4 separate regions of the Homo sapiens genome follow, and regions 2, 3 and 4 are each linked to region 1. The links are chromatin loops, found by intact Hi-C in ENCODE. Cell type or tissue: PC-3. All regions are shown on one strand. Region 1 overlaps HLCS (holocarboxylase synthetase). Region 2 overlaps HLCS (holocarboxylase synthetase). Region 3 has its middle 24 kb from the start of CLDN14. Region 4 overlaps LOC105369308 (a long non-coding RNA gene).

Region 1 (4,000 bases):
TACCTACTTTCTCTTGAAACAAACAAATTATACCTCTCATCCCAACATTTTTTAAAAAGGAGGCACTTTCTTTTGTGTTACACTGTGTCCCTTAGTTTTTGGAGGAGAGCAGAGCTATGAGCTATCTGGGTGTGATGGGCTCACTTGGAGAAGACAGATAGAAAATCTGAGAGCACTGCCAGTCCCCTAGACCTTCTCTGTCGCCTTTTCCTGGGGATGGAGGGCTGGGGCTGGCTACCTTAGCCAGTGCCTGCTCTGAGGCTCCCAGCTGGGGAAGTCCGGGAGTGAGGTGGCCTGGCCTTGCCCTTGGCAGAGCTCCCTGCCCTTTCTCGGAGTTCTGATCATGCTGGTCTTCGGACTTGACCTCCGGACTCTTGGACAGAGTAGTGGATAGGAAGAGTGGCCCTGCCCCAGGTTATTCTCTTGTGAGTGGAAGTTTGGAACTCTTGGCATTTCTGGTGTATTTAGGATGAGTATAACCTGAAATACCCATGTCAGGGCTTTGTATCATGTGTCTGCTTATATTCAAGCACACAACAGATGCTTCACATTTTTGTCCTTCCAGTTTTTTAAACAGCCTGGGGCAGTGGGAGGTGATACTTTTTCACCTGTTCATTGATCAATTGAGGGAGTATTGATTTCCCCTTTCACAAACTTTGGGAATGAAATGCTTGAACATGATTAAAGCAAATATTTGCTCTGTATACACATACATGGACACTCCCTACTAAGCCCCTTATTACATAATAACTTTGGAAAATAATTATTTTCAGAAATGTTCACTTCCCATTGCGGGCCCTCCACTTGGCCTTGTTGATTTTCTTGGATATCTGTGCTGTGGACTACTTTCCTCTCAGCTGCTTATTTCTGACTGAATTCTGCTTTACTTTGGGAGCCCAAGGAATGGAATGAGTACGTGTATGTTGTACATATCCTCATTTCTTAATGTTTATTTTTAGTTTTTGAGGCAGGGTCTTGCTCTGTTGCCCAGGCTGGAGTGTAGTGGTGCAATCATGGCTCACTGCAGCCTCCACCTCCCAAGCTCAAGCGATCCTCCCACCTCAGCCCCCCGAGTAGCTGGGACTACAGGTGTGCATCACCATGCCTGGCTAATTTTTAATACTTTTTGTAGAGACAGGGTTTCGCCATGTTGCCCAGGCTGGTCTTGAACTCCCGAGTTCAAGCAATCTGCCTGCCTTGGCTTTCCAAAGTGTTGGGATTACAGGCATGGCGCTCCCGGCCTCTTAATGTTTATTAACTCTGCTTAGGTGTCCTTGAATCTGCTGTAGAAGGAAATGGCAGAAGTCAAGGTTTTATATGATGTTTTCTTGGAATACAAGTTCTCTAAAGGATTATAGTGCAAATGAATTTGAAGGTGGATATGCACTGCCTGAGGTGGTCTTTCCGGAGGCAGCTGAATTCCTCCTGCATCTAGTCACTGTGCTATGGGTCAGTATTTATAGATCTGGACCACAGAGACTGGGAATGGAATTGGGTTTGTGCTTTGTATTTGGTTTTCTTTCTGGCATCCCTACTTAACAGATCTCAGTCATCCTCACGGAATTAAGTTCCATGGAGAGGATCTTGGCACCCAGTCATCTGCTAAATCCTGCCTGTCCATTTGGCTCATCGCCTGCCTTAGGGATTGGATGCCTGGGCTGGCTTTCTGCTTCCTGTGCCCTGCAAGACACTCTGTTGCTGGGAGTCAAAGATCTCTCACCACAGGGTGTCGCTGCTGAGCTAGGCTGCCTCGCATACAGGACCCTAGAACTATAAAGTTGTTCTTCAGAGATTTAATTTTTTTCTGTCTATATCAGTTTCACATAGTATAATTTTATAGTTTTCCATTATATTGGTGGCACTTTCTTTTGGGTCTGCAGAAATTATTTCAATGTCCCAGTTAATAATATTCATCTTTCATTCAACGTTTACTGTGTCCTAGGTACTATTATAGTATGGGATATGAAAGAACAAAATAAATATGCTAGTTATCTAAATAGTTTTACTGCGTACCAGCTGTGTTTACACAGTTTGGTGCCTTGACACTTGCTCTTTATGACGAATAGCGCAGAAGATTTATGTGCTTCTCCGTTACTGTGATATAACTGGAAAGAATAGTAGCAAGACCCAAAGAGAAAAAACACTCGCCTCAGCGACGGTCAGCCCTTGGCATTTGGGAAGGATGTGCTCGGAGACCTTCATCGACACCCAGACACCATGGTAGCGTGTGATTCCCACTATAAAACCCAGTCATGTGTGGCTCCATCAGTGTCACTGTGCACGATACCAAGAGGAAGCAGGGCTTGGCTGAGATGCAGGCTGTGGGCGGCTGAGCTGGGCTTCCTCCGACCAAGGCTTTCACGTTTAATTGAACCTCCCAGGAGCAGGATTGAAATTTGGGTCTCAGCAAAATGACAAAAAGTTAAACCATAAAACAAACACACAAACACACGTTTACCACACACCTATCTCCGTAGAAAGAAGACTGGGCCAGGTGCAGTGGCTCAAGCCTGTAATCCCAATGCCTTGGGAGGCTGAGGCAGGTGGATCGCTCAAGCCCAGGAATTCGAGACCAGCCTGGGCAACCTGGCAGAATTTCGTATTCTTTACAGAAGATACAAAAATTAGCCAGGCATGGTGGCGCATACCTGTAGTCCTAGCTACTCGGGAGGCTGAGGCAGGAGGATTGCCTGAGCCAGGGAGGTTGAGGCTGTAGTGAGCTATGATTGTGCCACTGCACTCCAGCCTGGGCAACAGAGTGAGACCCTGTCTCAAAAAAAAAAAAAAAAAAAGGAAACAAGACTGGAAGGAAATCTGGTATATATGGGACTTATTTGTGGTGGAGTGCTTAAGGGTGATTTTAATAATCTTTTAAAACTTTCTCTGTATTTTCCAAATTTTCTATAATGATTATATATATAATAAGCCAAATTAGTTATTAGTTATTTTATAATGAGCCAAATTGGTTATTTGTTATGAGTTATTTTATAATGAGCCAAATTAGTTATTAAAAACTAAAAACAAATGACTGCGTGTCATTGGACTTTGAAGGCATCTCACACATGGTCACACTTGAATGTTAAAAGGCAGGGAATCTCATAGGTGTTGATACTTTGGTTAATATTAATATTTGACATATTATTTAGAAAGGGTTCGCTCTGATAGTAAAACACGTGACTCTTGTTCATGGCCTGTGGCAGCTGTGACTTCCAGGGTTAACTGTGAGCTCTGAGTTGGTGTGTGGGGGCCTCCGAGCTGAAGCTGTCCCTTTGCTTCTGTGGGTGGAAGGTACCCCTGGGTGCCCTACCCCTGCTTGGATGTTCCAGTTTCTTGGCAGAGCCCTTTGAACTGTTTCTCCAAGACCATATATATGGGGACCTCTCCATGGCTTCCTCTCTGCAGATGTTGGTGGGTGAGAGACTGATACACCACATGGCTCACTGTGGGGTGTCCGGGGTGCGATCACCTGGTGGCCACCACATCTTCCCGCCACCAGTGGGTGACAGGCAGTCAGCAGCAATACATCTTTACTGTGCTGGGACATGAATGTTTTTGAGAAACACTGATTTTATAGAAGAAACATAATCCTTTCCCTTACAGAACACCAGAAAAAACATAATTCTTTTATATTTTATAGAAACATTTTAATAGATTTTATTTTCTATCGAATCTGATGTTCTAGAGAAAATGTAATTCTTTCCCAGTTGAGAAGCTAGCTGCCTTGTTTCTGTTTCTCTGGGTTCCATTTTCCTTTTTATCTCTGCCAGAGCAATGGCAGAAAGAAAGCACAGGCTGCCACGCTCTGCAGGGTCTCACTGGGAGGGGCAGCTGGCGGGTTAGGACCGGCTGGGACCTGAATCTGTGTGTGGGGCAGAGCCAGCCCCCCACCCTCCACCCCTGCAGAGTTGCCTGCCAGTGGACCCCTTTTGGTCCCCCCAGTGAGTCCAGAGGAAGCAGAAGAAGGTGGGATGTGCCACCCCTAGGAAGGTCGGCACCTTTA
Region 2 (4,000 bases), 170 kb after region 1:
CCAGCACTTCAGGAGCCTGAGGTGGGTGGATTGCTTGAGTCCAGGAGATCGAGACCAGCCTGAGTGACATGGCGAAACCCTGTCTCCACTAAAAATACAAAAAATTAGCTGGGCGTGGTGGTGCCTGCCTGTAGTCCTAGCTACTCAGGAGGCTGAGATGGGAAAATCACCTGAGCTCAGGAGGTTGAGGCTGCAGTGCGCTATGAGGGCTCCACTGCACTCCAGTCTGGGCAACTGGAGTGAGACCCCGTCTCCAAAAAATAAATAAATAAAAATAAAAAATAAAGTAGGGGAATGAAACATTTTCCTATGGTGAGAACCCATAGCTTTTATTGAATTCTGAAGGCCATAGGATGGGGTCTCTGACTTTGGGGATTCAGAGCAGCCAGCAGGGTGCTCACCGGTCCTTAGAAGGACATAGCCTAAGTGGCCAGTAGTGAGTGTTGCTACTCCTCCTAGGAATTCCAGTTTTCTGAACACGGGAGAATTTTCAGTGCTGTACAGCACTTGATTTAATGCCTTACGAACGTTCAGTAGGTGCTTCAGATCCTGTATGTATTGAATGAATGAATACGTGAGCAACTGCAAGTCCTGCCCCTGTTGCTGTAGTTACTTGTTTTTTTTCCAGAGGTAATTGACAATTGCTTTGTATTTTAATAGCCAGTATATTGTTTTAAAATCTGAGACCAGTCAATCCTTCCCTTCACACTGGAAACGGCAGGACACTTGCCGGGAAGGCTGTTGTTACAAATGGCATTGTTCTGCCTGTGGCGAATGTTTTGGGGATTTTTTTTCTTAAAGTCACTGAAAACATGGTAGTTTTCTTACTGCTTAGTTTTTGCAGTATTTCATTTCTTACTGAAGACCTCTCGCAGGCCGATTCAGGGCCCTGCTGAACACTGAAGTCCAGCTTTTCTGAAGACACCGCCCTCTGCCTGGAGAGGATAGTGGTGTTAAGTAACTGCACAGATAAGCCTATTCAGACACCATCCCTGGTAACTCTCATGAAGCCTTGGTTTAGGACCCTGCAAAAAGCCACTGAACATGAGTCGGCGTCTTGCCAACAGCGTAACCTTAGCACCAAAGACTTCCAAGAATAAAGTATTAAAAGATGCATTTCTAGGGTTATGCCATGACCAAGGTTTGAAATCTCTGAGTCCAGAGTTTACTTCCCAAGTCCTGAATAAAACTCTATTTTCAAGCGTGGGATCTGTTATTCAAGCAGGAGAAGAAACCAGAGATTTTATTCTCTCCTGGACTCAGTGCAGAGCTACAATGCTTGGTAGACCACTTATTTCAGAGGCAACACTGATACGTTTTGTCCCATATTTAATAGCTTCTATTGAATTAAATTGAATCAAATGTGGCTTTCTTTTTTCCCACCTTTTTATTTGCAGTAAGGTTGAGATGGTTTTAGCTTGAACAAGAATAATAAAAGAAGGACAAAAAGGAAGATGGACAGAAATACATGTCACTCTTCAAGTGGTTAGAGACACGAAATCTGAAATGAGGACAAGGAAGGAGGAAGTTGACAGTCAAGACTGTAACTTTTTCCATGTGGCAGAGAGGAATGTGTGATGCCATCAACAGGCTGAGCTGCTCAATTGTTTGTTTTTGTCCAGGCTGTGGATTTAATGTGACTAACAGTAACCCTACCATCTGCATCAACGACCTCATCACAGAATACAATAAACAACACAAGGCAGAACTGAAGCCCTTAAGAGCCGATTATCTCATCGCCAGAGTCGTGACTGTGCTGGAGAAACTGATCAAAGAGTTTCAGGACAAAGGGCCCAACAGCGTCCTTCCCCTTTATTACCGATACTGGGTCCACAGGTCAGTGCTGGCTCATCTTCATTCTTTTCAACTCCTTTATTAGTATCTTAGTAGTTCTGTATCTTTTTTTTTTTTTTTTTTTTTTTTTTTTGAGACGGAGTCTCACTCTGTCGCCCAGGCTGGAGTGCAGTGGCACGATCTTGGCTCACTGCAAGCTCCGCCTCCCGGGTTCACGCCATTCTCCTGCCTCAGTCTCTCGTCTCAGTCACCTGAGTAGCTGGGACTACAGGTGCCCGCCGCCACACCCGGCTAATTTTTTGTATTTTTAGTGGAGGTGGGGTTTCACCGTGTTAGCCAGGATGGTCTCGATCTCCTGACCTTGTGATCTGCCCGCCTTGGCCTCCCAAAGTGCTGGGATTACAGGTGTGAGCCACCGCGCCCGGCCGTAGTTCAGTATCTTAAAATGAGGGACCGAGCACTGGTCTGAATGATTATTTTCTGTGTCTCTGTTAGAGAAACTGCAGGGACACCACCTTGACCAAGTTAGCATCACAAGTAATGGAGCAAACGGGCATCTTATGCCTCCTGGTGGGATGCGATGGGAAGAACCGAAATAGTGAGAGAGTTTAACATTGGTTTAATCTGATTCTAATTGTGAGGAAACAATAGACGCATCTAAATTGTCAAACCTTCCAGGTAACAGTGGTTCTCAAAGTGAGATCCCAGGAAGCAGCCTCAGCCTCAACCAGGGGCTACTGCATCAGAAACCCCTGGGCTGGGCCCAGCACCCTGTGTCATAACAGATACTCCAGGGATTCTCATGCAGCTGAAGTCCGAGGACCGCTCACTGATTCCACAACAACAGGCCTGTGCCCTGCAAAAATGTCAGGTCTGCGCACAAACAATTAGACCAAAAGAAGGTGGCAGAATTGTTTGGGATTAGAGAAGACGAAAGAGGCATGACATCTAAATGTAATGTGTGTGATCCTGGATGGAGGGAAATAGCCACAAAGGATATTAAAAGGACAGTGGGAATGACGTGAACATGGACCGTTTGTATCCAGACTTTCTTGAGTGGTCATAGTTAATGCTATTATAATTTTATGGGAGGTTCTTGTTCTCAGGAGATAAAGTATTTAAGCAGAAAGTGTCACAATGCCTGCAGCTTTTAAAAAACTTTTTTTATTTTCACTTTTTTTTTTTTTAGAGAGGGTCTTGCTCTGTCACTGGAGTGCAGTGGTGCCATCATAGCTCACTACTGAAACCTTGAACTCCCGGGCTCAAATGATCCTCCTGCCTCAGCCTCCCAAGTAGCTGAGACAATAGGAGTGTGCCACACGGCCCGCTAATTTAAAAAAAAATTTTTTTGTAGAGGCAGGGTCTCACTATATTGCCCAGGCTGGTCTTGAACTCCTGGCCTCAAGCAATCCTCCCACCTTGGCCTCCCAAAGTGCTAAGGTTACAAACATGAGCTACCACACCCAGCTGCAACTTATCTTTATATGTTGCAGGAAAAAAAAATGTGTGCTTGTGTGTGTTTATGTGTGAAGAAAGAAAGCAAATACAGAAAATATTTTCATTTGGTGTGAGAATGGAAGAGAATATGAGGTTTGTTGCACTATTCTTTCAGCTTTTCTTTAGATTTAAAATTCTTCAAAATAAAAACTTGAGAAAATTCTATACTTCGAAAGCTGTTAAGAAGGACGTGACTTGAGTACATTTGGAAAATATTCAAAAGAAGTAGGATCAGGATGAGTTTCACTTGTGGCTGATATGAGCCAACTTTGTTTTATAAGATAAAACATTGTTTGCCAACTCGGCCTATTTTCCTCCAATCTCAGCCAAAAAACCTAGAGTTGCACAGTGTTTCTTAAAAGCGCTGGGAGGTGAGGAAGTGGTTCCAGCCATCACCGCAGATGACCAGAATTAGGAGGAGTGACGTTGTGTGAAGAAATTTCGACTCCTTGTTGAACTTGCATCCTGCTGGTTATTTGAGCAGTTCTTAAAACCATTCACCAGGGTGGAAGAAAGTCAGAGCTCAGCCCAGGCTGCCTTTTCCCTGCAGCGAGCCTCAGCCCTCTCCCCAGCACGCCCAGCTCTCTCATCATGGATTATTCTTCAGCTCATTGTCTTAAGTCGTCCTGTGACACCTCCCAGTGACCGCACGCTGTTCTTCCTTTTCAGTGGTCAGCAAGTCCATCTGGGCAGCGCAGAGGGACCAAAG
Region 3 (4,000 bases), 420 kb after region 1:
CTGGGGGATGAATTTCTAGCAGAGAAATAGCTGAGTTGAAGAGTATTCACTGTTTACATTTTGATAGATATTACCAAATGGCTATCCAAAAAAGACACTGACAGTATGCTAGTGTAACAGGGCATTTTTCAGAGAAGACAAAAGCCAGCTCACAGTTACCCATAAATGGAAGTCCACAGTGCCTTACGCCTCCCCTCCATCCAAGCCGGCTGGCTTTGGGTGGATCAAACCAGGAAGGGGTTAACAATGGACCTCTCTGTGTGTTTCTCTTCTGAACCTAAATATGTCAGACTTGGGCAATCCTGAGTGGTTTTGCATTTTCTTTTCACTGTAACCACCTGAGATCCTCTTGTCCCAAAGTCAGTGCTAGGCTGATTGTCTACATTGGGCAGGCGAACTGCTGGGAGTGGCAATGGTGGAATCTCTGAGCCTTTGCAGAAATGTTAGGTTCTGGTGAGCTGCTGACTGTGGGTTCAGAGGCTGGGACTCCCCGAGGTGTTCTGTTCTTAGGATTTCTTTTTAGCTCTCCAGTCATCCTGTCCTTTATCATCTAAGTGCTCCTGTTCTTCAGCCCTTTCTTAGCTGTTTGGTCTACTAGAACATTATTCAGGAGTATGATGGCTTCATCGTCCTGGAATTGCCTCCTCCAGCAGCTTGGGGTGGGCTGTCTGCAGTGCTTCAAAAGCTATCTGGGCTGAAGGGCTATTTTTTAAAAAATTCCAATCTATTATGGACCAATACTTTTGTAAAATACTAAAAGAATTGAATTACTGGAAAAATGAAATATGAAACAAAGACATATGAAATACAATCCTGATTTCTTTTTATTAGATTTAGCAGACGTAAACCTGTTTAAATTTGTTATACAAGTTTTGAGATACTTACTGTCCATTTCTGTTCTCATATAGTGGAGATTGGTAAGAATTTGAGCAGCATTGCTCTAAGCACGTCTCTGGAAGCTTCATGGGCTTCCTTTTGGCCCTAAAGCTTGTATTGTTTTGCTGAAAAAGTGATTCTCACCCAGCAGGGAAAATCTTCCAGATTTTCAGTCAGGGAGGGCCTGGGTCAATGCCCAGGGTTAACACTGGGCTTGGCTTCAAGCTCAGGACCCAGTCCTATCAGCCCAAATTTTCTTTTCCACCCAGCTTTTCCTATCTCTGGGAGCAGTGACTCATGGGTACAGGGTACCATGATCTGCTGTCTTCAAATCAGAAGATGTCATACTCTTTCCTTCAAGTTTTACTTCTTATTTCATTGAAGTCAACATCAGCCTTCCTATCAGTGTTACCATCTCTTCTCTATAACCCACTGCAGACTAGTCATGAGTTACACGCAAAATGTGAAATTTGGGGATGTGGATAAAAGGGAAGCAATTGTTTTCTATCAAGCCATTAAAACTTTTCAGTTTCCTTTTTAAATAATTGTACACTTCATGAGATACTTCAGATAGGTCTTAACACAAAGAAAGAATGAGCCACAACCCCCTAAAATATGAGGTGGTTAAAATATCTTTTGTCTTTAAAGGGGGTGAATTATTTCAATTTTAAATCCTTGGAGAAAATTGGCTTTCAGATTGCCTTTCGGAACCTGAAGTAGCAGGTCACAGCGGCATCTAGTGGAAGTTAATGGTATAACAGTTGGCCTAGACTAAGCAGAAAAAGAGAATACAGTAATTTCAAAATATTGTATTTTTTTCTTGTTTTTAACTTTTTTCTGAGACAGGCTTGAGTGCAATGGCACGATCATAACTCTCTTCAGCCTCAAACTTCTAGGCTTAAGTGATCCTTTTACCTCAGCCTCACAAGTAGCTGGGACTACAGGCGTGCACCACCATGCCCAGGTAATTTTTTTATTTTTACATATAGATGGGATTTTGCTATGTTGCCCAAGCTGGTCTTGAACTCCTGGCTTCAAGTGATCCTCCCACTTTGGCCTCCCAAAGTGCTGGTATTACAAGCATGAGCCACCACATCTGGCCTTTTTAACATTTTTGAAGTTAGGGTGTGACATACTAGATAGCATGTCATAATTTAATGAATCTATTTTCTTTATCAGTGATACTACATCTTACAATTGATGGCATCTTAATTTCATCAAAATATAATTTTTCATATAAAACTTTGTAGGATGCCATTCATTCAGTAACTCAGTAATATTTATTGAGCATCTACTTATACCTGGAAGCTAATGACTTACTGTATGTATTGTATTCATTGCATATATTTTAGTTGTGTTATATTCAAAACTGTTTATTGTAATGCATAATGTAGACATTTATACATTAATGCATTGATATTAATCAGACCTAACTCCATTAATTTAAAAATCCATTCTTGGCTGGTGTATTAGTTCATTTTCATGCTGCTGATAAAGACATACCCAAGACTGGGCAATTTACAAAGGAAAGAGATTTCATGGAAAACTCATAGTTCCATGTGGCTGGGGAAGCTTCACAATCATGGTGGAAAGAAAAGAGGAGCAAGTCATGTCTTACATGGATGGCGACAGGCAAAGAGAGAGCTTGTGAGGGAAACTCCCATTTTTAAAACCATCAGATCTCTGTCACGAGAACAACGTGAGAAAGATCTGGCCCCATGATTCAATTACCTCCCACTAGGTCCCTCCCACAACGCATGGGAATTCAAGATGAGATTTGGATGGGGACAGAACCAAACCATATTAGCTGGGCATAGTGGCTCATGCCTGTAATCCTAACACTTTGGGAGGGCAAGGCAGGTGGATCACTTGAGGTCAGGAGCTCAAGACCAGCCTGGCCAATATGGTGAAACCCTGTCTCTACTAAAAATACAAAAATTAGCCCGGAATGGTGGTGCACACCTGTCATCTCAGCTACTTGGGAGGCTGAGGCAGGAGAATCTCTTGAACCTAGGAGGCAGAGGTTGCAGTGAGCCAAGATTGTGCCACTGCACTCCAGCCTGGGCGAAAGAGTGAGACTCTATCTCAAAAAACAAAAAAATCCATTCTTGTCTAAACCCAGTAGTTCTCAAGCTGGCTGCATGTTAGAACTGTCTGTACAGTTTTCTAAACCATCAGTTCTCAGACCACACTTCTCAGAGATCTGAATTAATTGGTCTAGGAGTGGGGCCCATTCATTAAGAATTTTTCAAAGCTTCCCAAGTGTTCTAATGTGTAGCCTGGGTTGAGAACATTTTCCTTCCTTTAGGTCAGATGGATTCAAGATTACATAGATGTTTTAGTAGTTGGGAAATATAAGTGTTTGGTTTTATAGTAGACAACTCGTATCTTTATTACCATTTATGAATGCAAAGAAACCCTATCTATTAAAGCATTAGTGGATAACACTGAAACCATGATATTTAAGGAAATATTGGCTCCTAAAGACATCCGTGTCAAATACTGTACAATTTGCATTTGATTCTTACACACCCAACATTATTTGAAGTGAACACCATAATAAGATCAGGAATGCTGATGAAGTGTAAAACAGTAGCTGTAAAGTTTACAAGATGTCTCAGTAACATGAAGCCTCTCAAGTGATGTCTATGCACTAAAAGAAAGCAATCTAAGATATCAGTTCCTCGGAATATCCTTTTCATGGCTGAAAGTGAACTCTGCTCATTTCAGGACTGACCCCTAAGCATACTACAGAGATGGCATAATGCTCTTGACCCCCTAGCTGGTCCAGTAGTATAATGTGATACCACATCAGACCTCAACAGGCATAAGAATAGTATTTCATGGGAGCCAGCCTGCAGAAGAAAGGACGCTGTTCATTTCTGGACCCTACCTCTTGCTAACTTTGTAATGTTGGACAAGTTATTAAACTCATCAAATCTGTTGTTTCCTGGTATGCACAATTCGGATAATAATTCTAAGGTTCAGCTATTGCGGATGTTGGAGTTAACATAGGTAAAAACATGCTACTCCTCATGATGGTTCCCTGTGACTGCTTTTGGCTCATTGTGGTGTGTTACAGAATATTCAAGAAAGAATAGCACCATTAACCCCTTCCATCCTG
Region 4 (4,000 bases), 270 kb after region 1:
CTCACTCCTGCTGCTTCTCCAGCTTAGATGCAGCTTCCTCCAGGAAGTCTCCTGAGATTTCCAGATGAGGGGAGGGCACTGATGAGGCTGCCCTGGGTGCCCCATTCTCTGCCTCGGGGGATTTGTCCCACATCATTGTGCTATCACCCCGAGTCTGTGAGCTCTGGAAGAGCAGCTGCCAGGCTTGCAATAATCTCTGCAGTAACCCCGGGCTACTGTCAGCACACCACAAATACTCAAGGGACTGAATGAAAGAGGTGGAATCCATCATTCTTTCTTTATTTCCTTGGCTTGAATCCCGCCTTTCATATTCATATTCATATCATATTCCATTTCTGATCTGTTTTTTATATTAAAAGTGTCATCACAAAAATTTAGCTGGGTCATTGCCGTCCCCTTCTAGTTGAGCATTTTGCTATTTTAATGCAAAAATAACTCTTTGAGGGAGAGGTGAACAAAGCTGTTAGATAAAATTAATTGGAGTCATTAAAAGTGAGTAAGTTTTTTTGGGAAAACCAGATTTTAGGGGCCAGTCCGGGGAAGCTCTGCAGGGGAGCAGCAGCTCCCGGGGTTCACCCCGCATTGCTCTCTGCTTTGTTCTGTGACCGCTGGGCTGTGGCAGCTGACTGGTGGTTCTCACTGGTAGCTGCTTAGTGGCGGTGACATATTAATTGAACCTCACTATTTCCAGGTGTGTGGCACACTCCAGGGTCACCAGTGCAGGGGGTTCATGTGTGTTCAATTACTGCTGCGATATGAAGGAATGCAACATGTCATTGTTCAAGTGTCAATTACCACCCCTCGCGGGGCTGCCTGAAAACTAAACCAATCAGCCCCTTCCCTGTGGAGCGTGTTCTGTTTGGGCTTGAAACGCTGTAAAGCACGCTGTAAACCATGTGCGTGTTCTCGAGAAACAGGGAAGAAACAGAGAGCCGAGAGGGGAAGGGCTAAAGGGCTGGTAAATTTATCTGGAAAGTTCAGGCATGTTCCCATTTATTTCCAGAAGGCACTAGGCAGTGTACAGGATATAAGATTGGAATTACAAAGTCACAGAGAGCTGAAATGATTCACTCAAGGATGCAACTATTTGCTAGGGGCCAGAGATGATGAAATATCTGTCGTTGTATATACCGGAGTTTTTATATGAAGCTAGTTTATGGACTTTACTTTTTTTTTTTTTTGAGACAGGGTCTTGCTCTGTCTCCCAGGCTGGAGTGCACTGGCACAATCATGACTCACTGCAGCCTCGACGTCCTGGACTCCAGCAATCCTCCTGCCTCAGCCTCCGGAGCAGCTAAGACTTCAGGCATGAACCACCACGCCTGGCTAATTTTTTTTGTAATTTTTATAGAGATGGGTCTCACTATATTGCCCAGGTTGGTGTCAAACTCCTGAGCTTAAGCAATCTTCCTGCCTCAGCCTCTGAAAGTGCTGGGATTACAGGTATGACCCACAGTGCCTGGCCAACCATATATATATATATATATATATATATATATATATATATATATATATATATGTATATGTGTGTATATATATATATATATGTATGTGTATATATATATGTAGGCCAACCATATATATATATATGTATGTGTGTGTGTATATATATATGTATGTGTATATATATATATATATATATATATATATATATATTTTTTTTTTTTTTTTTTTTTTTTTTTTTTTTGAGATAGAGTCTTGCTCTGTCACCCAGGCTGGAGTGCAGTGGCACGATCTCAGCTCACTGCAACCTCCGCCTCCAGGATTCAAGCAATTCTCCTGCCTCAGCCTCCTGAGTAGCTGGGATTATAGGCGCACGCCACCCTGCCCAGCAAATTTTTGTATTTTTTTTAGTAGAGATGAGGTTTCACCATGTTGGCCAGGCTGGTTTCGAACTCCTGACCTCAAGTGATCCGCCTGCCTCAGCCTGCCTTGGCCTTCCAGAGTGCTGGGATTACAGGCATGAGCCACCGCTCATTTTACATTTTACATTTTAAATGTTTATAGCTAGCATTTACGTGAAGTGCAGAAATATACAATTATCTGCAAGTCTTGGCCCCATGTATATTAATCTAAAGTTGTGATAATGTGGCAATTGAAACATGAAATTAATTTATGTAAAACGTTGAAAAAAGCGAAGGTCTTCTGCCTGCTCCTGCTGTTGTGAACTGTCACCGAATCCTTTCCCCTTTGGATTTATTCGGACCGGCACGAGGCCATGACACACCAAGCCTGTCCCAGGAGGCCCCCTGTTGGAGGGATTGTTCTTTCCTTCCTTCCTTTTTTAAAAGGCATTTTTCTTAGAAGCCAGGAATGGTTATTATAATTAGTATTTATTATACTGTCTTCCTTCCTCAAAGTCACAGTGATCAATCATGTTTACCCTCCTTTAGTGCTGCCCTGTATGGAATAGATATTATCCGCCTTTTTCATAGCAACAAAAAGAGGGTTAACATTCTCATCCCAGGTCACCTGACGAATTATTCCATACTGGAAATCAAAGTGGCTTCAGCTCCACCACTGCTTAGACAAACAAGCCGCATTCCCACTCTCCATTCTTTCACTCTGGGGTGCTGGTAACCCTCTTTTGTTGACCTCTGTGTTTGTTCATCAGTGAGCAAATACTTGTCAAATACCTACTTTTAAATCTGTTCATTGTTGGTTGAAAGAATACAGATCAAATTCCAAACCTCAAAACCACACTGAACTCTTCTCCATAGGAAAAGTGGTCCTTGTTGGCCACTTTGATTTCATGCCGATTTCTTTTCTTTTTCTTCTTCTTCTTTTTTTTTTTTTTTTTTTTTTGACGGCATGATCTCTGTTCACTGCAAGCTCCGCCTCCCGGGTTTATGCCATTCTCCCACCTCAGCCTCCCAAGTAGCTGGGACTACAGGCGCCCACCACCACACCCAGCTAATTTTTTTGTATTTTTAGTAGAGGCGGGGTTTCACCGTGTTAGCTAGGATGGTCTCGATCTCCTGACCTCATGATCCGCCCACCTTGGCCTCCCAAAGTGCCCATTTCTTATTCTTTCTCCTTCCTTCCTTCCTTCCTTCCTTCCTTCCTTCCCTCCCTCCCTCCCTCCCTCCCTTCTTTCTTTCTTTCTTTCTTTCTTTCTTTCTTTCTTTCTTTCTTTCTTTCTTTCTTTCTTTTTTCTTCCTTTCTTCCTTTCTTCCTTTTCTTTTTTTTTGACAGAGTCTTGCTCTGTTGCCCAGGCTAGATAGAGTGCAGTGGCGTGATCTCAGCTCACTGCAACCTCCGCCTCCTGGGTTCAAGAGATTCTCCTGCCTCAGCCGCCCAAGTATCTGGGATTACAGGTGCCTGCCACTGCCCCCGGCTAATTTTTGTATTTTTAGTAGAGACGGGGTTTCACCACCTTCATCAGGCTGGTCTGAAACTCCTGACCTCGTGATCCACTTGCCTTGGCCTCCCAAAGTGCTGGGATTACAGGCGTGAGCCACCGCGCCCGGCCCTTTCCCCTCTTTCTACATCTCTTCCTTTAGTCCTTCCCTTCACAAAGCCTCTGTGTAATCACGTTGCCTTTCCCCTGGAATCTGGACGTCGGCTGCCGAATACATTGAACCCTATGGCACTGCTACTATTCAACGATTCTTAGCTCAAGGCTGCTTGAGCTGTAGCTTGTGCCATTGTAATCAGACTGCACAATACCTGGAAAAGAATTTTTAAAACAACACAATGCCATACAAATCTAAGGTGTGTGTTACTGCTTTTAATATTAATGTAACTACCTCACTTGTTGCTGGATTATCAACAAATGAGGTAGTTGCTTTAATTATCAACTTTCATTGATAATTTACTCATGAGAGCCCTCAATGAGGATCCTTCAAAAGAGCCATGTTCTCCCCTTTTGTGGGTGGTAAGTGGGACCTGATCAGGAAGGAGCACAGCTGGGTGTGCCCTCGTGGACTCTCAGGTGGACAGAAATTGGATGAGCGCCCTGTTGTGGATTGGCCGACCTAAGAGAGAGCAGGTGTCCCTG

Evidence for each region. A loop is a pair of places that touch in the nucleus more often than their neighbours do. Peaks named below come from ENCODE experiments on the same cell type or tissue, not always from the same donor. Only the 100,000 strongest peaks of a DNase experiment are listed, where the experiment ranks them.
Region 2: a loop joins it to region 1, with 8 times the contacts of the local background. A loop is called at or near these places in 67 of 110 quality-filtered maps.
Region 3: a loop joins it to region 1, with 8 times the contacts of the local background. A loop is called at or near these places in 93 of 110 quality-filtered maps.
Region 4: it touches region 1 in a loop (7-fold over the local background); 27 of 110 quality-filtered maps call a loop at or near these places.

What each region holds. Positions count from the first base shown.
Region 1 is chr21:36,925,534-36,929,533 of GRCh38, reverse strand. All of the region lies in intron 5 of HLCS (holocarboxylase synthetase), which reads left to right. Among named protein-coding and RNA genes, the nearest start is that of HLCS-AS1, 39 kb to the left of the region's middle. RefSeq lists a silencer at 1,589-1,781. In PC-3, CTCF peaks have their summits at 1,516 and 1,722 (motif pointing right); a DNase peak (open chromatin) is centred at 1,653; H3K27ac peaks cover 2,853 bases.
Region 2 is chr21:36,754,378-36,758,377 of GRCh38, reverse strand. It overlaps HLCS (holocarboxylase synthetase), which reads left to right. Exons shown (of 11, transcript NM_001352514.2): 10 at 1,623-1,836; 11 at 3,961-4,000. Among named protein-coding and RNA genes, the nearest start is that of SIM2, 57 kb to the right of the region's middle. RefSeq lists an enhancer at 1,469-1,970. In PC-3, a CTCF peak has its summit at 2,392; a DNase peak (open chromatin) is centred at 1,617; H3K27ac peaks cover 2,702 bases.
Region 3 is chr21:36,502,035-36,506,034 of GRCh38, reverse strand. It overlaps a transcript of CLDN14 not described here. Among named protein-coding and RNA genes, the nearest start is that of CLDN14, 24 kb to the right of the region's middle. In PC-3, CTCF peaks have their summits at 1,418 and 1,617 (motif pointing left); a DNase peak (open chromatin) is centred at 1,594.
Region 4 is chr21:36,660,309-36,664,308 of GRCh38, reverse strand. The region is part of intron 1 of LOC105369308 (a long non-coding RNA gene); the gene reads left to right. Among named protein-coding and RNA genes, the nearest start is that of SIM2, 37 kb to the left of the region's middle. In PC-3, a CTCF peak has its summit at 2,260; a DNase peak (open chromatin) is centred at 2,228; H3K27ac peaks cover 726 bases.